Linked DNA regions of Homo sapiens: all the other regions are linked to region 2. The links are chromatin loops, found by intact Hi-C in ENCODE. Cell type or tissue: A673. All regions are shown on one strand.

Region 1 (8,000 bases), 210 kb before region 2:
TTAAACATCAAAAGGCCAGCAATGAGCAGACATTGTTTGTTTCTGAGCCATGTAACAATCTATGCTGACTTAATAAAACTAACCGGGCCATAGTATCTAGGATAGACTGGACTGAAGAGAGGTTATAAATAAGAAGAACAATTAAAAGGTGGAGTAAGAGTTTAAGTGAAAGGTCGTGAGGACCTGGCCCTAGCGGGTGGTCATGGGTCTTACTCTTGGTGTGGGGATGGATGGTGAAGAAATGAGGTTGAAGAAGACAGGAGGGAACCTGGGTCATCACACCACACATCTCCAAGGAGCAGCAATTCGCATCACAGATACACACAGATAAAATAAAAGTTGCCTTAAGGCCGGGTGCGGTGGCTCACGTCTGCAATCCCAGCACTTTGGGAGGCTGAGGCAGGCAGATCACCGGAGGCTGGGAGTTCGAGACCAGCCTGACCAACATGGAGGAACCTCGTCTCTACTGAAAATACAAAATAAGCTGGGCATGGTGGCACGTGCATGTAATCCCAGTTACTTGGGAGGCTGAGTCAGGAGAATTGCTGGAACCCGGGAGGCAGAGGTTGTGGTGAGCCGAGATCGTGCCATTGCACTCCAGCCTGGGCGACAAGAGCGAAACTCTGTCTCAAAAAAAAAAAAAACAAAAAAAACAAAAACAGAGTTGTCTTGAGAGTCAAAGAGTTCTCTTGAGGATGACAGATGGAATCAAGGCTAAGGCTGGAGCTGAAGGAAGTGGAGACTTAGAGAAGCCGTGGTAGTGAATTCAACCCACAGATGAGGCTGATTAAAAGGCCTGCTGAGCAGCCGCCATGGTCCAGGCAAGTGAGAGAGTAGCTAGAGTGAGCATGGAGGATCTTATCCTTATGGTTTTGATTAGCCCCAAACATTTCCATTTCTGCCCCTGTATCTATTGTCCTCCCAACTAGAGGGTGTTGAGGATAAGAAAGAATGGAGAAAATGACCCATTGAGAGTCAACGACTGTCCAGAAACTAGTTTGACAGACCCACGAGAACAGATGGCAGAAAAGTAAACATTTCCATTCCAGGCCGCTCTGTGTATGTAGAGGCAGGAAACTGCGAAGTGGATTTTGCCAAAACTCTCTTTTCTACTAAATCAATCCAGCTGTGTGGCTGGAATGCCTCATTTTTCATTTTTCCTGAGGCACTGTCTTTTCTAAATCTTCTCCATTCTTGATTTTCTAACAATGTCTAGCTATAGCAAGGTATTACTTCCCACTTTAAGTAAATGCCCTCGTTTTCTCTCATTTTTACCACCAAAATATTCAATTTCTTAGTGTGTCCATGGGACTCTTTCTGTATCTCCACACCAGAACTATTCTCCTTACACATTCCCCCGCTATTTCCTTTCCCTCACTGGCTGCTTCCTGTTTGCCTACATGGTTTCTCTAGTAAAACAAAATAAAACCAAACAACAGACTTCTTTCTACCCTATTAATCACTTGAGTTACCATCCTGTTTCCTTTCCCTCACTGTCAAACTTCTTGGAAGCCCAGTCAGTGCCTCTACTCCTTCAAACCACACACCCGCTCCTCCTCACACCACACACCTACTACTCACACCACACACCTGCTCTTCCTCACACTACACACCCAATCCTCACACCACACACCTGCTCTTCCTCACACTACACACCCAATCCTCACACCACACACCTGCTCCTCTTCACACCACACACCCACTCCTCACACCACTCACTCCTCACACCACACACCCGCTCCTCCTCACACCACACATCCACTCCTCACACCACACAACCGCTCCTCACACCACAAACCCGCTCCTTCTCACACCACACACCGGCTCTTTCTCACACCACACACCTGCTTCTCCTCACACCACACACCCACTCCTCACACCACACACCTGCTCCTCCTCACACCACACACCCACTCCTCACACCACACACCCGCTCCTCACACCACGCACCCACTCCTCACACCGCACACCTGCTCCTCTTCACACCACGCACCCACTCCTCACACCACACACCTGCTCCTCCTCACACCACACACCCACTCCTCACACCACACACCTGCTCCTCCTCACACCACACACCCAATCCTCACACCACACACCTGCTCCTCCTCACATCACACACCTGCTCCTCACACCACACATCTGGCTCCCATCCCCCTTGGAGCCCAACCAGCTGTCACCCACATACGCCTGTTGGAGTCTGTGAGAATTCATCTCAATAAACTGTCTCACATCTATATAGTCCCCACTAGATTCTGTTCTCACTCCTCTTGATCAATGGTTCTCAACCTGAATTTATTTTTTAACCTAAAATATCAGAAAGACACCACATATGCCCTTTGGTGACATTGGCTTGTCAGGGGCAGTGGATTAGTTTTCCGCAGCTGCTGTAACATATAACCACACGTCCAATGGCTCAAAACAAGATAAATTCATTGCCTTACGATTCTGCAGGTCAGAAGTCTGGTATGGGTCTCACTGGGCTAAAATCAATATGTTAGCAGTGCTGTGTTCCTTCTGGGAGCTATAGAGGAGAATCAGTTTCTGTGTTGTTTCCAGCTTCTAGAGGCTATTGCATCCCTTGGCCTGTATTTCCACCTCTGCCATCTTCAAAACCAGCAATATCACTTCTCTCTAACCCTTATTCCATCTTCTTGTCTCTCCCTGATCACAGTTGGGGGAGGGTCTCCACTTGTGAGGACTCAGGTGATTTGATTGGACCCACTGAGATAATGCTAATCTCCCATTTCAAGGTCCTTAACCCAAATCACACCTGTGAAACCTCTTTTGCCATGTAAGCTAACATGTTCACGGGTCAGGATGTGGGCATTTTTGGGACCATTGATCTTTCTGTTACAGGCAATAATTCTCAATGAGAAGAGATGGAGGTAGTCAGTAAATGTGTAGACTGACTGCACAGGGAAGGGCACTTCAGGATCTGTGGTCTGCATGTGATTTGAAAAGCCCTTTAGGAGACCATGCCCTATAACTCCAGGATAACCTGCACCCACCCTGTTCTCCATTTTGACTTTCCATGCCAAGAATATGTGAGTATTTACTGAATACTCATTAGAAGTGAGGTACTGTCATAAAGGCTTTTGCAAAGTCACTTTTATGTAAATTTCTTAGGTATTACGTCTTTTAAAAGCAATACAGAAACTGAGGATCAGAAAGGTTAAGTGAATTACCTGAGATCACACACTGGCAGATGTGTAATGTGTGGCAGAATTTGGGAATCCAAGTTTGGTTTAATTCCAAGGCTCTTTCTGTTCAGTCTCCACAAAGTCTTCTACTGGAGTTGACCTTCTGCCTGAGTAGCTTCTTTAGTTTAAATGTCACATTAAGGTCATTATGGGAACTTTCTGACTCTTTCTTCCTCCAAATTCTACAGATGTGGTTGCCTCATACATCAGGACCAAACATCAGAGGAACCTGAAGTGACAAGCCCGAGGTACTCACAGACAGCCTGTTTCTCTTTAGCATGGGGAATGGAAATCCGAAGACCTGGGTTTGACTCCACTCTATCATTTGCTTGACCTTGCACAAGTTCCTTCATCTCTCTGTCTTAATTGCACATCCCTAATTGGCCACTTATTACTGTGGGACCCTAGACACAGTTCACTTCACATCCCTAAGTTTTAATTCCTTGCGTGTAAAATGGTGGTAACAATAGCCCTGACATCATAGGAATGTTGTGAAGATTAAATATGGATGTGTAGAAAATGTTTAACACAGAGTGCAAAATAACAGATAAAAATTACAGTTCTCTGGCAATTAAATATAAAAAAAAGCCTCACAGGATAGGAGCACTTTCTATATTGCTATATTGTTTTACGTTCTTATTTCAAAGCCGTGGGCTTTAAGGAGGTAATGCACGAAAAGCAATATAGAAAGTGTTGTTCAAACGATTTATTTTATTTTAAAAATCACTTATTTTTAAATAGTCTAGTAATACAAAAATACATGCTTATTAAAAAAAAAATTCCAAACTTTCAGAAGTACGGTAAGTAAATGTGAAGTTTTCTAACCCCCTTTCCCCCTACTTCAGTCCCCTCTTCTAGAGGTAACCAATGTTAACATTTTGAAATGTCTCCATCCAGATATTTTTCTATGGCTTAATGCTCCCAGAGTAAGCTGGTGTATAGCAGACGCAACCAGTGGCCTTCAATGAAGTCACGGATGGCTGAGACCTGTCACTCTTAGCCATGCTAGTGGTCATCATGCCCCCTGTAAAACCAGCAGAGGGCGCCAAAGTCCACTGGGGTATTCGGAGGGTGAACTGTTCGGTCAGATCAACAGTCTTCTTCGAAATAAGAATGTAAAACAAATAGATCCCATTTATCTCATTTAGTAAGGATGAGCCCAGGTTTTGAACTAGGTAGGTTAGTGGGAGAACTGGACATTAAAGACTTGGCCAAAGCTCATTAAAATGAATAGTTTGCTTTAGGTGAGAATGCAGAATGAGAAACTCCACAGTGGTCACAATGTTCCTAAGCACATTATTTTGTCCTCTGTTAACAGATCTTAATGCCAGGTTGTGGGTGGCAGTTTTAGCTTACTTGATAAGGGCTATCACATTCTAAGTGTCAGTTCACCAACAATGGCCATCCAGGCGGTGGCTAGCTTCCCGCTCTCACAAATAGTTCTGTATTGGCTGCCCTACAAGTCTCCTGGGGATCACAGTCAGAATGAATACTTACAAGTGGGACTACTGGGGTTAGAATACAGGTATTCTTATGATACAGCCAGATTTTGCTTCACAATGGTTGCACCAATTAACAGTTCTGCCCGCTGTAAATAAGGGTTCATATTCCCCATGTTTTTATCAGCACTTAATATAACCAGAACTTCTAATTTCTGCCATTTTTGGTAGGTATAAGTAGGTATCTTTTTTACATTGGTATTCCGTTGATTACTAGTAAGATTGGATATCTCTTTATATGCTGTCAGCTACCCAGATTTCCCCTTCTAATAATAGCCAACTTATTTCCATGCCTGCATTTCTACTGGATTTCTTACCTTTTTCATGTTGATTTAAAAGAATTTCTTCTCTGAACCACCTATTAATCTTTCCTTAGTTTCATATGTTGCAGACACTTTCTCTGTTTCTCATTTAATATAATTCTTTAATTTCAATGTAATCAAAACTATCAGCTTTGCCCGTTATGAGTTATGCTTTTTTGGTGTTATTTGAGATATTCTTCCCCACATTATGATGGTCAAAATATTCTCCTATGTATTTTGTTGAATTAGTTCTACCTTTCATATTGAAGTCTTTAACCAATTCAAAGTATACTTTTGTGCATGGTCTGCATCAGAAAGAATAAGCAAAATTACACTTTGGTAATAGGCCCTGCATCCTTTAGTCTTATAAGACAGCTCAGATTTATTTCTTGCTTGTGCTATGTGTCAATTATGGTTTGACAGAGGACCTCTGTGTATGGCAGTGACCCAGTTTCACAGACCTCCAGAGAAGCTGTGATCTTGAATTCTCTCTGTCATGTTGGTTGAAAAAAGATTTCTAAAGGGTTTTGCACAAGCAATGAAATGTTCCAGCCCAGAACCAAGCACAAGTCATAGTCCAGAACTAGTCATGTGGTCCCATCCCACTGCAAGGAGGCTAAGGAGTATAATTCTTCCATGTGCCCAGTAGCTGGAACTCCACAGTGAAGAGTATCTGTTACTTGCACTTGCTGGGATACAGAATTCATCTTTATTTTTTCCATGTAGTGCCTCCAAACAACTATTTGAGGATTCATTCTTTTTTTTCTTCTAATTTGTAGTACCACCCCTATCATACCAAAAGCATGTTTCTGGACTTGTATTTAGTTCCATTAGCTTATGTCTCTGCTCCTGCGTAAGTTTTGCACCACTGGGGTCACAGAGGTTTTGTAAAATGTCTTAATATTTGGTGGGACTCTCTCCTTCTTTGTTCTTTGTCAAAATTCTTAGCTCCTAGTGTGTATTTTTTTTTTTATAAATAAAAGCCTTGCAATCAATTTTCCTTTCCCAAATACTGCCATTGGAATTTAGTTAAAATTGCTTCCCATTTACAAATTAATTTTGGAAAAATTGTCATCTTTAGAGTATTAGGTCATTCCATACATGAAGATCATATTCTATTTTTCTTATATGTCTGTAATAGAGTCTTAAATTCTCATTTTTAAGGGGTTGTTCTGTTTTTGCTATGTTATTTCCTAAAGAGGTAATTGATTTTGCTGTGGCTATTAATATTTTGTTTTCTATGTTTGATCTACTTGTTTATTGTGCATATATAGACATGTAAATGATTTTGATGTGTTGATGTACTTGGAAACATTACAATTTTTCTCATCTTAAGAGTTTTGATTCTTTTGAGGTTTTCTATGTAAATTATCAAATTATCTACAAATAATTATAATTTGGACTCTTCCCTTTTGATCTTTATAACTGTTGATATTTTCCTCATTTTAATTTTTTTTTTTTTTTTTGTAGTAATGAGGTCTTACTGATGTTGCCCAGGCTGGTCTTGTAATCCTGGGCTCAAGCAATCCTCCTGCCTCAGTCTCCCAAAGGGCTGGGATTACAGGCATGATTCACTGTTCATGGCCTCATTTCAGTTTTTGACAGGATATCCAGGACTATATTAAACGAATATCAGTGATAGCAGGCATCCTTCTCTTATTCCCAGTATTAATAAGAAAGTACCTAAAGTTGCTCCCTATGTGCTATATGGTGATGGTGGAATATGTCCTCTGTTTTCTCTGAAAGAGTTTGTGTAAGATTGGAATGATCTATTCCTTGACATGGATCTTTTGGCAAAACAAACCAATAAAACCATCTAAGCTTAATGTTTTCTTTGTGGGAAGATATTTAAACCATTAAACATTATTTTATAGTTATAGAATAATTAAGACTTCCTTTTGCTGTTAATTTCTTTTTTCTTTATATATTTTTGAGATACTATTGACATATAGTGAAGTACACAAGTCTTAACTACACTGTTCGGTGAGTTTTGACAAATGTATAAGCCAATGTATCCCATACCTCATGAAGGAAGAGAACATTTCCATCATCTGAGTTCTCTGAGTTCTTTCTTGGTCAAACACAGTCCCTCCTCAGTGTCAATCACTGTTCTGATTTCATTTCCTATATATTACTTTTTATAATCTTAAAGTTCATATAATGGAATCAAAAGTATATATTAGCTTCTGTGCCTGGCTTCTTTTGCCTAGAATGATGTCTCTTAGGATAAGAGAGACATTTTAATGGTTTTCAGTTTAATCCATGTTGTTGTATATAGTACTAGTGGTAATATTCTATTGTATGAATATGCCACTATTTTCAGATTTGGACTATCAAGAATAAAGCTGTTATGAATTCTTGAGCAAGCTTTTTTGGGGTATTTATGTTTTCATTTATCTTGGGCAAATATGTAGAAGTCATAGGGTGAATAAATATTGAACTGTGAGCAATTTGATATTGTATGAGCCTTCCAGATGTTCTAGCTCCTCATCAATGTTTGGTGTTGTCAGTCTTATTAACATTAATGATTTTAGTGGATTTTTTTTAGTGGTGCCTTATAAGAATTTTATTTTCTCGATAACTAATAATGTTAAGTACTTTTTAAATGTGTTTATTGGCCATATATATGTCTTTGTGAAGAGTCTGATTAAAACTCCCATGCATTTTTAATTGCATGTGTCACTTTATTATTAATATGTTAGATTTCTTATATATTCTGAATAAAACTCCTGCAGGGTTCCCCAGTTCCCCTCACTTTTTTTTTCTGTGTCCTGACCAAAAATCAGAGTGCCTTGACCACCCTGTGTCCTTGCCAGCTGTAAGGTTTTCCCAGCAGTCTTGAAACCAAACCAGGAACTTGAAAATTCCCTGGTAGTGATAAAGATATCTAGGTTTACTAGAAAGAAACTGGCCCTGGCCCTGAACCAAATCTTTAAATCCTCATATAGACATATTACCCCCTAGATGAAGACATATCTATGTAGGACACCCCTCTA
Region 2 (8,000 bases):
GCTCAGCTTCCCTTGACTCTGGGACATGGATGCCATCAGGCTAGTGGTATCATTCCAGTAGAATTACATTTCATGCCCCCTGATAGACAATCTGTGCCCTGGCCTGTGGAAGAGAGTAGAGGAGTTAACAAGATAGAAGGAGAAAAGTGGATGATGTTTGTGGCCTAGTCTTCAGCATTATTGTATGCTCTTGAAAGGATCATTTCCTCTCTCTTGGCCCCAGATTTTTATTTGTAAACTGAAGGAATTGAAATCAGATGATCTAATACGTTTCTCTAAATTTTTGTATCTTATGTAAACACAGGACACACAATATTGCCATATTTCTCTAGTCCCCAAAGCTGCCCCATTGAAAGATTTCAGGAAATGTTTTAAAAGTAAATACCAAGTAGAAGCATATTTCATATACAGAGTGTACAGTGCATTTCTCATAAAATAGCTCTGAGCCCTTAATTCATATTCCAGTTAATCCCACATAATGCCTGGGTAATTTTTGTTGCCAAGTATCTGACTTCCATTACGATGACTGCAAAATATTGCCCATTATTTCACTTCCTTGAGATTCTGCTTCCTTAACCTGTATCTTATCTTGCTGTTATTCAAACCATAAAACAATTTAGATGTTTCCTATGAAATTAGGAATGCAAGTATTTAGGAGATATCTTATTTATTAAGGGATAAAGCCTTATAAATGGGTTCAGAAAAGGATGTGGCTGGAGGCACAGTTGATGCTGTGTCCCAGCCCTCTGCTCAGCTCACAATACTCAGAACTAGAGTTGGCCAAAAACTGAGCCAGCACTAGTGTACACATTGTACCCCATGTGCTCAGAAACACAACTCAGACTTCTTTTTCCTTGCGTTGTTTTGGAAGCAAATCCACAAGGCCCTGAGCACTCACTGAGCCGAGGCACGAGCTGGCCAAAGGATACAACCCAGAAAGGCAGATGCTCTTAACTCCAGAATACAACACTCCTTTTTAGATAGAATTGGAAGGGCCTCATGAATGGTTTTGCTTGTGACCTGTACAGGCTTTTAGTGCCCAGTCTAATAAAGGAAAGAGAAGATTGTCCAGAAAAGGAAGGCTATTGGTATATGTAACCATTTTAAAACAAGTAAACAAAAAATAAATAAACCTTTTTAGTTGCTAATTTTACATATTTTTGGCGCAAGAGATGGGACACAGATAAGCACAAAAGATGGAACACAGATAAGGATGCTTGTGCAATGTCCTTTAATCCTGCATAAATTATGAAAAAAGAGTGTCACTATCTTCACTTATAAAAAACTGTAAGGCATAACAGGTGGATTTGGATAGTAAGTCCAGTTTCATTGCAATCAAAATTTAAGAGACAGAATTCTCTCAATATCGTGTACGTACAATTGTTCCTTGCCCAGTTGATGTGTGATGACGTTATTGAATGAGTAATTCTAGAGTGGGTTACAATGAATTTTGCATATACTTGTATGTGTTTCTCCATGTGTGTACAACTCAGATAGCATTTATGCAATAGAATTTTACCTATTCGGGCTCATGTATGAAAGAGAAATTTTCCTTCTCACAGAACCTAATTTTAGGGTATAGTTTTGTTACAGGAAAGGGGTCCCGATCCAGACCCCAAGAGAGGGTCCTTGGATCTCACGCAAGAAAGAATTCAGGGTGAGTCTGCAGTGCAAAGTAAAAGCAAGTTTATTAAGAAAGTAAAGGAATAAAAGAATGGCTACTCCATAGAGCAGTCCCAAGGGCTTCTGGTTGCCCATTTATATGGTTATTTCTTGCTGATATGCTAAACAAGGGGTGGATTATTCATGCCTCCCCTTTTTAGACCACATAGGGTAACTTCCTGATGTTGCCATGGCATTTGTAAACTGTCACGGCGCTGGTGGGAGTGTAGCAGTGAGGATGACCAGAGGTCACTCTCATCGCCATTTTGGTTTTGGTGGGTTTTAGCCAGCTCCTTTACTGCAATCTGTTTTATCAGCAAGGTCTTTATGACCTGTATTTTGTGCCGACCTCCTATCTCATCCTGTGACGTAGAAGACCTTAACGGTCTGGGAATGCAGCCCAGTAGATTTCAGCGTTGTTTTACCCAGCTCCTATTTAAGATGGAGTTGCTCTGGTTCACACACCTCTGGCAGTTTTGGCAATTCAGGTCAATTAAGACATCATGATAAACTCTTACAAAAATGGCCATGCTGTTGCTATAAACTCAGCACATTTTTTATTTTCCAGAGATCATTATTAGCTGCAGTTCAATCTGAGTGTCTTGTAAGCAGTGAGGTAGAACAAAATCAAGGAGTCTTAAATCAGCATTTCGCATACTTCAATATACCAGGCAGATAAAAGTCCAAAAAATTAGAAAAACTAAACCATGTGAGAAAGAAACTTCGGAAACTGTAAAGCCTTTCTTCCTCTAAACTCGCCATTGTCCTCAGGTAATAAGCAATTGTTCACTTTTTTGGTTGGTAATCTCAACCTCCCGGATTCAAGCGATTCTCCTGCCTCAGCCTCCCAAGTAGCTGGGATTACAGGTGCCCGCCACCACGCCTGGCTAATTTTTGTATTTTTAGTAGAGACGGGGTTTCACCATGTTGGTCAGGCTGGTCTCCAACTCCTGACCTCAGGTGATCCACCTGTCTCAGCCTCCAGAAGTGCTGGGATTACACGCGTGAGCCACCGTGCCCGGCCCACTTTTTTATTTAGAAAACAAAATTTATCATGCCTGGTAGTTTGGGTTTTCCTCCCTCTTGGTGCCAGAACAGTGCTGGTTTGTTTTCTCTTTGGAGTGCTGATTCTATTGGTTGTGTAGATTGTGCATTTTGTAGTTCACGTTGGAGTCTGTCACCCAGGGGCCTGAGATGACTCACAAGCCCTAGCTCTAAGGGGTGCATGCTTCAGGTCTTGGTGGCTTCATCAAGCCACCAAGTCAGGATGACACAGAATTCCGACTCACCTCTGAGAGATCAGTGAGGGGAACTCATATACAAAAACTAAGAAACCTGGAGCAAGCTGTTCTTGAATTCCATAGCTATTAAATCTTACTTGAAAGTCAGTAATGTAAAGTCAGGAGTTAAACAATCAGCGATGTGGCTAAGTTCCTCAACCTTATGTTAAAGAACAAAGCACTGGTTTTGTGACTTAATTGAATTCTCTGACCAGTTCAACCTTTTTAAAAAGGGTGTTGCTGGTGCCACCTAGTGGAAGTATTGTAAATCTCACAGCGTCGTGATGAATCCGTAAATCAAGGTATTTTCTGTGACCAGGGCTTAATCCACTCCTGTTGGCTCCGAGAAAACTGTGCGTGCAGAGAGCTGCACTTTTTTTTCTAAACGGGAAGTGAGTTAAACTTGGTAGCTTTTATGGTGGCTATCTTTCTGTTATATATGTTTTCGTGTTTTTATTCTGACATGAGGATATGGAAATCCAGGACAATATTTTTGCTTTAATACAAAAGTTCTCCCAGGATAATTCCAAGAGCAAAATTTGTTACACCAATATAAGATCTTGTCAGTTTCTCCTATTCCAAATACAAGTATGCTATTGGTTCACTTTGAGGAGTTTTTCAAACCTTTTACCCTTATTATCTGATGAAGAGGCCATTACTAGCTACAATTCAATTTTAAGGCAGTGCATTTGCCTAGTACATTAGCTCTAGGTAAATGCACTCTCACTTTAATTTGTGAATATAATATTACTTCTCATAAAACATTCATTTGGTCTTCTCAACCCCATTCGTGAATATCTATACAAACTGGCTATCTGTATTTTACCTGTAACCTATTTCATAGAAGATTCTATTAGGACCATCTGCTCAGTTCATAATCAGCTCTCTTTAATGCTACCCCTATCACCAGTGGTAAACTCCAAATAGACATTTGCTATAATTTGAATTCGATGCTTTGGTTACTGTGGAAGGACACTCATCAAGGTAACACCAATTGGATTTGGAATTTTGAATTGAGACTGGAGTAAAGGTGGAAGTCAGGAAACAATCTTGACTATATATATTTTCTATATACCTTTATGTATATCTTTATATCTATATATCTTTATGTATATCTGTCTGTCTGTCTGTCTATCCATGAGAGAGAAGTATCATGAAAGAAAATGGTTAAACATAGGGAAAATGTTTCTGAAATCAAGTGAAACATCTTTTCTATTTTTGTTTGTTTATTTTTTGAGACGGGGTCTCACTCTATCACCCAGGATGGAGTGCAGTGGTGTAAGCATAGCTAACTGCAGCCTCAACCTCCTGGGCTCAGGTGATCCTCTTGCCTCAGCCTACTGAGTAGCTGGGACCTGGCTTCTTCTCCTTCTCCTTCTTCTTCGACTAGGTCTTGCTCTGTCACCCAGGCTGGAGTGCAGTGGTGTGATCACATTTCACTGCAGCCTTGACCTCTCCCTGCCTCGTGTAGTCCTCCCACCTTAGCCTCCCTAGTAGCTGAGACTACAGGCACATACCACCACCCCCAGCTAATTTGTTTTTTTTTTGTTTTGTTTTGTTTTGTTTTTGTAGAGACTGTGTTTCACCATGGTGCCCAGGCTGATCTTGAAATCCTGGGCCCAAACAATTGGTCTCCCAAAGTGCTGGGAGTGCAAACATGAGCCACTGAACCTGGCCTAAACATCTTTTCTTAAAAAGAAAAAAAAAGAAGGGTCCAGTGCAGTGGCCCACACCTGTAATCCCAGGACTTTGGGAAGCTGAGGCAGGCAGATCACCTGAGATCAGGAATTCAAGACTACCTGGCCAATATGGTGAAACCCCATCTCTATTAAAAATACAAAAACTAGCCGGGCATGGTGGCGCTCACCTGTAATCCCAGCTACTTGGGAGGCTGAGGCAGGAGAATTGCCTGAACTCGGGAAGTGGAGGTTGCAGTGAGCTGGAATCACACCACTGCATTCAAGCCTGGGCAACTGAGAGAGACTCTGTCTCCAAAAATAAAAATATTGGCAATGAACCCTCTTTGGGTGAGGAAAGATTGAAATTATACCTAAAGACAATGTACCATATAGCAATTGTCTGTTGAAAATATATTTTTATTATAAACAACATAAACACTTCCTAATACACTTTGCAAATATGCATTTCATTTTCTTTGCCTGAGTTTTTATCAACAGTGTCTCTGAGCACAATAGTTCTTCCCTTGATGGCCGATCATATATTCAATAAGTGCCAAGCACCCTCCCCAAGTATCAATAGGCACTGTGGGAAGTGCTGGGGGATTTTTTTAAATGCAGAGAAAAAAAGGCATCCTTCCATATCTCAAGGGATCACAATCTAGTAGACTGCTTTAAAAAAAAATTTGGATGTCTCTTTTTTAATATACATACTTCCACTTTATAAGATATATTTTATTTCATGCTATACAAGTCTTTAGAAAATAGCCTATATATCCAAGACAAACTGGACAATTAAATAATTAGCTAGGTAAAATAGGGTTAAAATGCAACTTTTAGTCTTAAATAATCAAATAATTTATGAAAAAGGGATGCCATGGCCTTAGACTATTTTGATAACAATTTTAACTTTGTAATGTGTGACTTCTGAAGAACCTGAAATATTTTAATAAAAAGACATCATCCTTCTTTATCCTTTATAATATGCAAAGGAATATTTGTCTTATATGAGAGCAGACTTTGAGTCATTGCCAAAAGTGAAAATTAAACAGAATTCAAAGGCCACATCTACTATTCTTACCACTGCTCTTTTGTCTCCTGTCTTTAATGACTTTGATATTTCGTTAGTGTCTGTGTGAAGAAGGGCACATACATCTGAATATCCTCAGTGCAAAATGAAAATTATTTATTTGGAAGTTACAGTCTATTATTACAGACATTTTCCTTTGGTTTATTTCTTTTATGTATGGCTCTCCCAAATTTCCATTTTCATACTATTTTATACTTTTTAGTAAGAATGATTTATTCATTATATGCATGTATTTACTTTATGCCCTTGTAAAATTTCCTTATAAATATATTTTTAAATTATGCTCTCATTGACAGACCATGTGTCCCATTTGTGGTGTGGGAAGTATCATCAACCATTGCTTTTGTACAGCAACAAGAATCAGATGCTCTTTAGAGATCCTCCATTTCATTACTCTAACATTCTTCAATGTGGTTCCAGCCACGCATAGTCATATAGATACTACATATTCAAAGATAACTTACTGAAGCTTGTTCACAGAACCAAGCTTTCTCCTGATAGCTCTTCTTCCCCTACCCCGCACTTCTGGAAGTATTACCCCAAATGCTCTTCAGGATTTAAATAACAATTTTTAAAAAGACACTTAACACCACAAAATGGAATTTGCTGGCATGACGCGAACAATACGGTTACTCCAGATGCTGTATTCAAACTGTATGGGTCCGTTGAAAAAATAGATATAACCTATAAGAAAAAGCATAAAGACAATTTCAGAGTTTGAAAATAATAAGGTTTTAATCCAGTTAATATTAATGGTTCAATCTCTTAGATCCCATTTGTAGGAATTTCAAACTTTTTCTTTTTAAACTCTATTAGTTCTTTAATAGTTGTTCCTTTTTAAATTTTTTATTTTTTTATTTTTATTTTTTAGTTGTTCTTTTAAGGTGTGAATCCTCCTACACAGTTTTGCTACTTGGATTATCGATTTTTGTGTGCGTATATGAGACAGAGTCTCACTCTGTCATCCAGGCTAGAGTGCAGTGGCAGTGATCTTGGCTCACTGCAACCTCTGACTCCTAAGTTCAAGTGATTCTCCTGCCTCAGCCTCCTGACTAGCTGGGATTACAGGTGCATGCCACCACTCCCAGCTTTTTTTTTTTTTTTTTTTTTGGATTTTTAGTAGAGATGGGGTTTCGCCATGTTGGTCAGGCTGGTCTTGAACTCCTGACCTCAAGTGATCCGCCCACCTCAGCTTCCCAAAGTGCTCAGATTGCAGGCATGAGCCACCGCACCCAGCCTATTTGTTATAAGTTATCAATAATATCTCTTTTCATAGTTAAAGGAGGTCGGTGAGGTCAGGCCTGTAATCTGAGCACTTTGGGAGGCCGAGGCGGGTGAATCGCTTGAGGCCAGGAGTTCAAGACCAGCCTAGCCAACATGGCGAAACTCCATCTCTACTAAAAATGCAAAAATCAGCCAGGCATGGTGGCAGGCACCTGTAATCCCAGCTACTCCAGAGGCTGAGGCAGGAGAATCTCTTGAACCCAGGAGGCGGAGGTTGCAGCGAGCTCAGATTGCGACAATGAACTCCAGCCTGGGTGACAGAGTGAGACTCTGTCAAAAAAAAAAAAAAAGGTTGAGAACATAATTAAAGTAAAAAGTCACTATATAGTTAAGGTAGTTATGAGTCTTTATATATAAATTACTTCCCACTCCACAGCCAGTTTGAATTCTGGCAATATCCTTGCATTTTGGCATCTTTAAGCATAGATTAAGGTAATGTTGAAGGTTTAGCATCTCGTATTTATAGAATTAGCAATCATTAAGTAAAATTCTTATTTATTCTAACCATGTTTTTTTTGGTTTGCTGTCTTTGTAGGTAGTCACACAGGAACAATTAATTCCTTAACTGCCATACATTTATTAACACATCTAGGTCCTATATAAAAATGCTTTGTACAGAAAAGAGTTTTGAGGGGCTACAGAAGCTCCTCTTTAAAGTCAGTGCAATGTAACTACTTACCATTTTTCTCATAGACAGCATCTACTTTATCACCAATTCCTGGGAAGTCTTCTTCTATTAGTCTCGGATAGTCTTTATCCATAATATGGTTAGTATCATCATATCTATTTAAAGAAAAAAAACTCCTAAGTCAGTTATATTTCTTAGAAAGTACCTTAGAAATAATACAATAGATACAATGGCATCTTTCAAAATTGACAAGAATTTTAAAATTTTCAGTCCATTTAAAGCATCTGGTAGCTTTTTAAAATTAGGAATGAGAATACTGAGTGTACAGTGGATGCTTGACGAGTATTTGTTGACTTGCCCAAAGGCCATCTTTTTAAAGA
Region 3 (8,000 bases), 150 kb before region 2:
ATCAACGTCAGAGTTGCATACTCTGGAAAAGATCTTTGCAACTCTGGCCTATATGAATCCATAAGCCACAAACTTGACTTTTTGTACCCACCATTTGTGGAACTAAATTATATCAGTACAAAAAGGGCTACATTCTAAATAGTAAAAAAATATGCAAACTGAGGTATAAATAAGATTATATTCTGTGTATCAGTGACTCTAGAGGTTAAAAATGACTGAGAAAATAGACAGTTCTTCAGGAAAACACCTTCTTTGGACTCACACCATGTGTTTTCCATTCAAATTAGTAATGTTCAATTTTTCCTGCAGTTGAACCAGCTATTAGCTTTCTGGAGAGTCAAAATTCTCTTCGTTTTAGGATCAAATTTGTATTGTCTTGTTCCATGAAAGAAATAGAAAAATCCTAGAAACAAAACAAAAGAGACTTACTACATTATACAAGTAGTTTCTAGGTTTAACTTGAATTCTTGAGAAACCAATTCATCTGTGAGCACAGATATTTTTGGCATTTGCTGTTCCAACTAACAATAATGATGTTATTGCTACGGCAATGAAATGGAGGAAATACATGTATATTCACTTACCATCTTTCATGAAAACTGCATCAACTTTGTGGCCAATTCCAGGAAAGTCATGTGCTATCATTTTGGGATAACCTGGATCCATAGATCGTTTATATTCATCATACCTGGTCAGAAAAGAGTTAAGAGTGTCAGACCTTTTGCTAAACATGTGCACTCTGAAAATCATTACAGAAAATACACAATGAGGAATTTAACCAGAATATTTCATTTTATAGATCATTTGTGAAATGGGGAGTGGATGGGATAAGGTGGAATGTTGGGTGAACTAAAAGGCCTTTAAGGCCCCTCTGAAATCCAGCATCGAATTCTCCAGTAGGTTCTACGCTATGTCCTATCGAGGTAACATACTATGGAAGATAAGTAACTTTTGGCCAAAGTAGCTCCGTTAAGATGAATGTCCTCAATTCTACATCCTTTTAAAATTCATCCCCCTACATTCTCTGGATTCCCAGTGCAGGCATTGTGTGATGATTATTGGTCAATAGACTAAATAGATGATAGATTGGCACCAGCCATCTGAAGGAAAGGATGCCGGCCAAGGCAGTTTGAGACTCACTTTGAAATGGGCTATTCTAGAACTTTTTATGTAGAAAGAACTGAGGCCCTAACATTCTCTGCACTTAAACTTACCTCCAGTATTTGTTAGCAACAAAGAAGTAGGTTTTTCCAGTGTTTTCCTCAGAAAGAGCAGCATCGATATGCTTCACAGTTCTAGGGAAGCCAAAGGAGCTGTAGATGTCCTTGGGGTATCCGTGTAGCACATTCTGTCCCTGAACAGCCCAGTACTTATTCCCTGCCAATCAAGAAAGAGTGATAAAACACTTGCCTAAGACTTCAATAGGCAGTAAGTGAATTTTCAGCTAAGTTCTTAGTTTCACATGCTAGTGCAGTACCCTGGCTGCAGATTAGAATCATCTAGGGAGATTTTTGAAAATACTGATGCCAGGACCCTATCCCAGACCAATTAAATGTGTCTATCTTTGGAAGCTTCTTAGTTGATTCTAATCTGCAGCAAGCTTTGAGAATGACTTGTTTATGGAGTTGGGGGCTTCTTTCCACAGTCAGATGTTCAAATGACTAAAGAGTTAGTTATGCCACCTTGGTGATATAAACTTCGGTTCTCCAGGTTTGCTCATGGACTGTGGAAGTTCAAACCATTTGTATCATAAAGGGTGAAGTGCTGTAGTGACTCATAACCTGTAAGGGTTTGCAATCCTGGATTCAAATCACTGCATTTGACTAGAAGATAGTTCCAAATACTTGAATTAATGCTGTGTCCAGATTCCGTGTTTATACTCAGTAAGCCCCTCATCACATAAAGCTGGTCTCATATACTAAAGCCAAGATTTCTGTTACTGTACACACGTGCTATTTACCCCTCATGAAAAAGGAATTTGAAACTTTCTGTCTCTAACATCCATTTAATTTCATAATTTAAAGGCTAAAAATCCTGTTTCAAAGCGTTTGGCCCATCTGACCTGCATTTAATTCTTTGCCTTGAGTGTATGGCTGAGTCAAATGTCTTACTCATTGTACTACGTTAAACACACGTTTGCAAAAATATTGGTGCGTGGCATAGTGTCTCGAGTTTTACTTTGAGTACTCCCAGGAATATGGAGGGGGTTTTAAATACATAGTTTGTGCAGAAAATATTTTTGTAAATCTAGATTCATTAAAAAGGCCAGAACGTTCTATCTCCAGTCATTTGCCTTTTGTTTAAAATGACTCCAAAATGCGCTACGCACCGTTTAGTTAAGTTGATGGACTTTCATTGATTTGGTTGGTGAGACTGAGATTTTCAAAAGTCCCTGGAGAGAATGTAGCTAGTAACCTTATATCTCAGCCCCAAAGGGAATGAAAAATTGATTTATTAAAGCAGTGAAAAATAATTAGAAAGATTACCTTTGAAAAACCGGACTTCATCTCTGTCGGCAAATTCGTAAGCAGCTTCAAGCCCATTTGGCAGTTGTGGCCAGAAAACAGAAATGAAATTGAGCTCAACTTCCGGGTAGAAGGGATTTGTGCGCATGTAGAATCTGATTAGAAAAAAAGCAAGAAAAGTTTCCATCTAATTTCTGGTAATCTCTGGCAGATATCCAGCTCCAGCTCCTTCTTGTTGCTGGCACTAGTGGTGTGCTGGTAAATGTATAACATTCAGCTCTCCAAAGAAGGGTTGGTTTATAGCATTTGCTGATTTCACTAGCTTGAAATACTCCCATTATGATGAATTTCAAGAGTCTCAGTGGAGCACCATTGTATAGCATACAAATAAAATAGGCATAAGTAACTTTAAGAACATAAATAAGTAGAAAAATGCAGTAAAAATTATGACAAACTGATGAATTTTTATTATTTTTATTACCTTTTATTTTAATGTAATTTAATTTTGTTTATATAATTTAAGTTTTATCTCTTTTTTATTTATTTACTTTTTTGAGACAGAGTCTCACTCTCTCACCCAGGCTGGAGTGTAGTGGTACAATCTTGGCTCAGAGCAACCTCTGCCTCCCAGATTCAAGGATTCTCCTGCCTCAGCCTCCTGAGTAGCTGGGATTACAGGTACAGGCCAACACGCCCAGCTAATTTTTGTACTTTTAGTAGAGACAGGGTTTCACCATATTGGCCAGGCTGGTCTTGAACTCCTGATCTCAAATGATTCCCCCGCCTCCGCCTCCCAAAGTGCTGCGATTACAAGTGTGAGCCACTGCACCTGGCCTATAATTTAATTTTTAATAATGGCTATGGTTCACAGCTAGCTTGCAAAATTCTTCAAAATTTAACAGTCAGCTTTGGTGAGCCATTAGGGATCGGCTGTGCACATTACCAACTGGACCATGACTCTAATATCCTATTATTTAGTGATTACTTACAACACACCAGGCCCATTCCTTACATCAGACCTTATCACAAGGACACTACAAGAGAGTATTTGAGGATGAGAAATTGAGGTTGGGGAGACTAAGGGAGGTGTCTAAGGCCACCCAGCTGGTAAGAGGCTAAGGTTGATTTTTAAACTCCGCTCTGGCAGCCAATCCCTTTGTTGTCCCTTGGTTAGTAGTATTTACACAAAGTGGATTATAGAGCTTAATAGGGACTAGGGTAACAGCACAGCATAGACTGTTATGTGGGCTGACACAGAAGAGCTCCAGATTCCAGGCCACAGGGAAGCCTACGGCCTTGGCTGTCGGAAACCTGACTTCTAGGTCCAGTCCTTCCTCTGCCTGGCTGTGATGCCTTAGGCAAATCAGTTACTATCTCTATCTCTAGCCTTTCATGTCTCCTCGACATGGCGACATTTAAATGATCTCTGTGTCCTTTCAATTCTGGCAAATCCTCAAATTGGTCCTGTTCCATCTAGTAATATTTGGTTTGATAGGTGTGTCCTGTTGTACTGAGAGGTTTCCTTTAAAACCATGTGTTTTCTTAACTTGTCCCAGCATTGAACCACACCCTGTATAGTTTACCTCCAGCCTTATCTTTTACACTTAAAAAGTAAAGAGAGGGCAGAAAGAATTATGAGCCAGTGCCCTGAATTCTAGGAGAGATGCGACTACAGAGTAGTAAAACAGTGCCACAGCACTTGAGAGGCTGCAGAGAATGAGCCTTTCAGGCCACCCTGAATTTCTATGTGTTGATCTTTCTGTGGACTGCATCATTCACCAAATGCGGTGTGCAATAACACACCAAAAGAGTGTGTTATTATTTTGCCTGATCCTTTAGGAATCACTATGGTACAGAGAGCAGGCCTCCTCCTTGCATGTGAGATGACCCCAACTTTTTGAGTCCACATGCTGCAGAGGGAGTTCTAGGATTCTTCTTTGAAGAGGGAAGCACCATGTTGTGGCTGCCCCTATCTGTCCCAGGAGGGATTTCATCAGTTCTTGGGGACTTTCCCAGCATTGGTGCCCTCTCTTCTCTTCTTCTCTGGGCCTCCAGGGGGCAACAGAGACCCTTCAAGTTAATAGGCTTTGGGAGGGCCATTTTTCCAGGATGGCAGGGGAGATAATTAAAGGATGGCTATGCAACCCTCATCAGTGAGATGTTGCTATGGAAAGGACCACTTTCTCCTAAGAAAGTCCAATGATACTTATCACCATAAAGAGTGGCATAATGAAAAGAGACCTGAAATAGGGAACAGAAGACCAATAACTGCTCTGCTACCAATGAGCTCTATGCCCCCAAAAGATCTCTTTCCTTCTCTCTGACTTACTTTGCTAATCTGTAAAAAAAGATCATACATACTGATTTTCAAAATCAACTATATTTTCTGAGAATCAGTTGACCTAATACATGTAGAAAAACAAAGTTGTTACAAGTACATTATGTTGCACAAATGCATGTGGTTGCTACCATGTGATTATAGATGTAAATCAGCATGAAATAAGTAACATGTGAAGCATAATAGTTAATCATAGTGGTGAATGTTGTTATTATTACAAATGCAGATCACAAAGAAGAACTGACATCTTACCTGTCTTTAAAGAACATCACTTCTCCCCGAATCGTAGTTATAGCATCAAAGGTTAGCTTACTGTCACACGCTTTTGGGGTTTGTGGGCCGATGGGCTGGACAGGATTTTGGGAACGTCCTAAGGAAAATAAAATACCTAGAGTTAGTTTTGCCTAGTATTAGAAAACTACATAAACAATGAAGACAGCTTCTTCAAGGATATCGCTAATGGCTGTTTTATTTGAAATACATATAAAGACCACCAGGCCCTTGTCCGTAATGTTTTTCCCCATACTCACCATATATGGCTTGGATGCCATCAATGTCATCCTGAGCTAGCTGAACATCACCACTGAAGGTGTAGCTAGGGTACATCAAAGCCCCGATATCAGTAGAATGGGAGAGTCCAAGAGAATGGCCGAGTTCATGAGCTGCAACACGATGTAAGTTGTACTCTAAAAAGGCCAATAAATCAATTTGTAATTATTTGAAAGGTATTCAGTTTTGAGGCATTTAACTAATAAATAATTTACAACTACAAGGACTCATGTTACTATTTTATCAGTGACTTTTGAAATATATGCATGTATATCTTTTTTCCGAAGGCAGAAGGCATGCATTTATTAATAACGAAGAGACATGTTGAAACCTAAACTCTATGATTACATTGATACAATTAAAAGACAAACTCAGCTGACTGAAAGCGCACCACAGATTAATCAATATTATCAATGATTAAATGACACGTACTATTTCACACAGAAGCAAAATGTTCTATTAACATTTAATATTTTTCTTTTTCTTTTTTTCTTTCTTGAGACGGAGTCTTGCTCTGTCACCCAGGCTGGAGGGCAGTGGCATGATCTTGGCTCACTGCAACCTCTGCCTCCTGGGTTCAGGCGGTTCTCCTGCCTCAGCCTCCTGAGTAGCTGAGATTACAGACGTGTGCCACCATGCCTGTCTAATTTTTATATTTTTAGAAGAGACAGGGTTTCACCATATTGGTCAGGCTGGTGTCAAACTCCTGACGTTGTGATCTGCCTGCCTTGGCCTCCCAAAGTGCTGGGATTACAGGCATGAGCCACTGCGCCCAGCCTAATATTTAATATTTTTCTTATTTACAAAACTGATAAATGTTGACTGCTGGAAATTTTGGAAAACACAAAAAGCCTTCCTTTTCTTTAATTTCCACATAAGTTTATGACCGCTGTTAAATTTCACTGTTTTCTTCTAATGAAAAAGTTTCAATGTTGATGCCCACAATTAAAACATCAAAGTTTTCAACAATTTTCTTAATAAAAATTTTAGAGTGGCCTAGTTGTCACTGCTAAGATGTTGTTAGCTAGCAGAAAAGACCGCTCTTTCACTTTTCTAAGTGTATCACTAATTTTCTGAGTGGTAATAGAAAAATATATACTTCTATGAATGCATTCTTTCAACTAAATCAACCAATATTACAATGAAACATGAAGGGGTGGGAGAATTGAGAGAGGCAAATTTGATTGGCTTACCTCTGAAATTGTTGGTCCACCTTTCATCTTCATCAAAATGAGCATCCCCTCCAATACCTGGGCCTGGTTGAAAAGCATGAGCAAGATTTCCTCCAGGTCCATCAAAAGGAGAGTTGTCCCGATGATCTGAAAGAAACAATTCAACAAAGATTCCTTGTGGTTCTTATGTAAGCTAAGCCAGAAGGGCAAGCATTAGCTTTGTTAAGAGGCCAACAGACTTCCATCAACTGTGATGCAGTTTCCCTCTTCGAGCCCATAAAATCAACATTCATCTTAAACAATCAATTCCAGTTGCAAAGCTACGAGATCTAGGGGCAAGGTGAGGTTAAGGTGCTATAAGAAGAACTTACCTCCCCTGACAAAAGATATCATGATGTCTGCTTGACCCTCAGAGACCTTGGTGAATGTCAGAGGTGTGACATTACTCCAGAGTTGGAAGGCTTTCTCAATGGCATGGTCCACATCTGCTCTTGGCAAATCTGGCGTGTAATTTTCAATCCTTAGAATGAAACAAAATAGAGACACATTGGACATGACTTCTTACCACTGTCATGGGAAATAGCTCTCTCACTCTGGCCCTCAGTCTGCCTACCTGTAGGTCAGATGTGTTTGCTCCCAGCGAGGGTTCCCCTCAGTGAGGACAAACTGAGCCACATCAGGCACTCCACATCTGGGCTGCTTCATCACCTTCAGGGTTTCAGCATCTGGTTTCCCAGTCACTTTCAGCCCAAAGAATTCCTGCATTTGCTTCAATTTTTCAACCACTGGGCCACTATTTCTCCGCTTTTCAACTTGCCTCCCATCATTCTTCAGGTTGTAGTATTTTTCCAGGTATTTCTGACAAAAGAAAATTATCGAAACACTGCATGGGAAATCTTTCTCATTATTCTAAAAATTGATGGCATTAAGTTTTAGCCAAAACAGAGAACTGCTTTTAAACCTTGTGTTTAGATTTCGCAGTTGCTTTTATCCTTATTTTTGGTGAGAAATGAAATTTCAGAGTAGAAATGTCCCTACTATTAGTTATTGTGAAGTAAGAACTTCATAGTAGAGCAATTTTTGTAGAGCAAGATTTGCATACTGTTACAAGTCTACAATTTGTGGAGACAAGTTTGGATGTTGTTCCTTTAGTTCACTCTCACCTCCAACTGGAAAAAGAGAGCGTATGCATGGCTAGATACATTTTGGGTGGAGGGTGCTGTTTCTAGCAAAAAAAAAAAAAATCTCTTTATAAGAAACCTATCCTTAAAAAACTCTATTACATTACTGCAGAAAAATACAAACTAAAAATTTACATTATTGTCACATGCAATGCAGCATTTACCTGGACTAAGTCCACATCTTGCTCTTGTGTTTCTAGAGTCGCTGGGAAGCTGTGAGACACCACACCCCAGAACAGCAGCAGCAGCAGTGGAGGAAAGCTGTGCATACTGGCCTTTGTCTTCTTTCTCAGTG

Evidence for each region. A loop is a pair of places that touch in the nucleus more often than their neighbours do. Peaks named below come from ENCODE experiments on the same cell type or tissue, not always from the same donor. Only the 100,000 strongest peaks of a DNase experiment are listed, where the experiment ranks them.
Region 1: a loop joins it to region 2, with 11 times the contacts of the local background. A loop is called at or near these places in 41 of 110 quality-filtered maps.
Region 3: a loop joins it to region 2, with 2.9 times the contacts of the local background. A loop is called at or near these places in 6 of 110 quality-filtered maps.

The regions. Positions count from the first base shown.
Region 1 is chr11:102,729,219-102,737,218 of GRCh38, forward strand. No RefSeq gene overlaps it. Among named protein-coding and RNA genes, the nearest start is that of MMP8, 8.3 kb to the left of the region's middle. RefSeq lists silencers at 4,108-4,157, 4,278-4,327. In A673, a CTCF peak has its summit at 4,227 (motif pointing right); DNase peaks (open chromatin) are centred at 1,413 and 4,253.
Region 2 is chr11:102,937,975-102,945,974 of GRCh38, forward strand. MMP13 (matrix metallopeptidase 13) reads right to left here. Exons shown (of 10, transcript NM_002427.4): 9 at 7,672-7,775; 10 at 5,021-6,392. The coding sequence ends at 6,292. Among named protein-coding and RNA genes, the nearest start is that of MMP13, 14 kb to the right of the region's middle. In A673, a CTCF peak has its summit at 3,195 (motif pointing left); a DNase peak (open chromatin) is centred at 3,187; H3K27ac peaks cover 2,419 bases.
Region 3 is chr11:102,790,119-102,798,118 of GRCh38, forward strand. MMP1 (matrix metallopeptidase 1) reads right to left here. Exons shown (of 10, transcript NM_002421.4): 1 at 7,870-8,000; 2 at 7,138-7,382; 3 at 6,896-7,044; 4 at 6,546-6,671; 5 at 5,334-5,489; 6 at 5,056-5,173; 7 at 2,487-2,620; 8 at 1,215-1,377; 9 at 585-688; 10 at 1-403. The coding sequence starts at 7,974. The coding sequence ends at 294. It also overlaps the pseudogene WTAPP1. Among named protein-coding and RNA genes, the nearest start is that of MMP1, 4.0 kb to the right of the region's middle. In A673, a CTCF peak has its summit at 4,506 (motif pointing right); a DNase peak (open chromatin) is centred at 4,503; H3K27ac peaks cover 1,179 bases.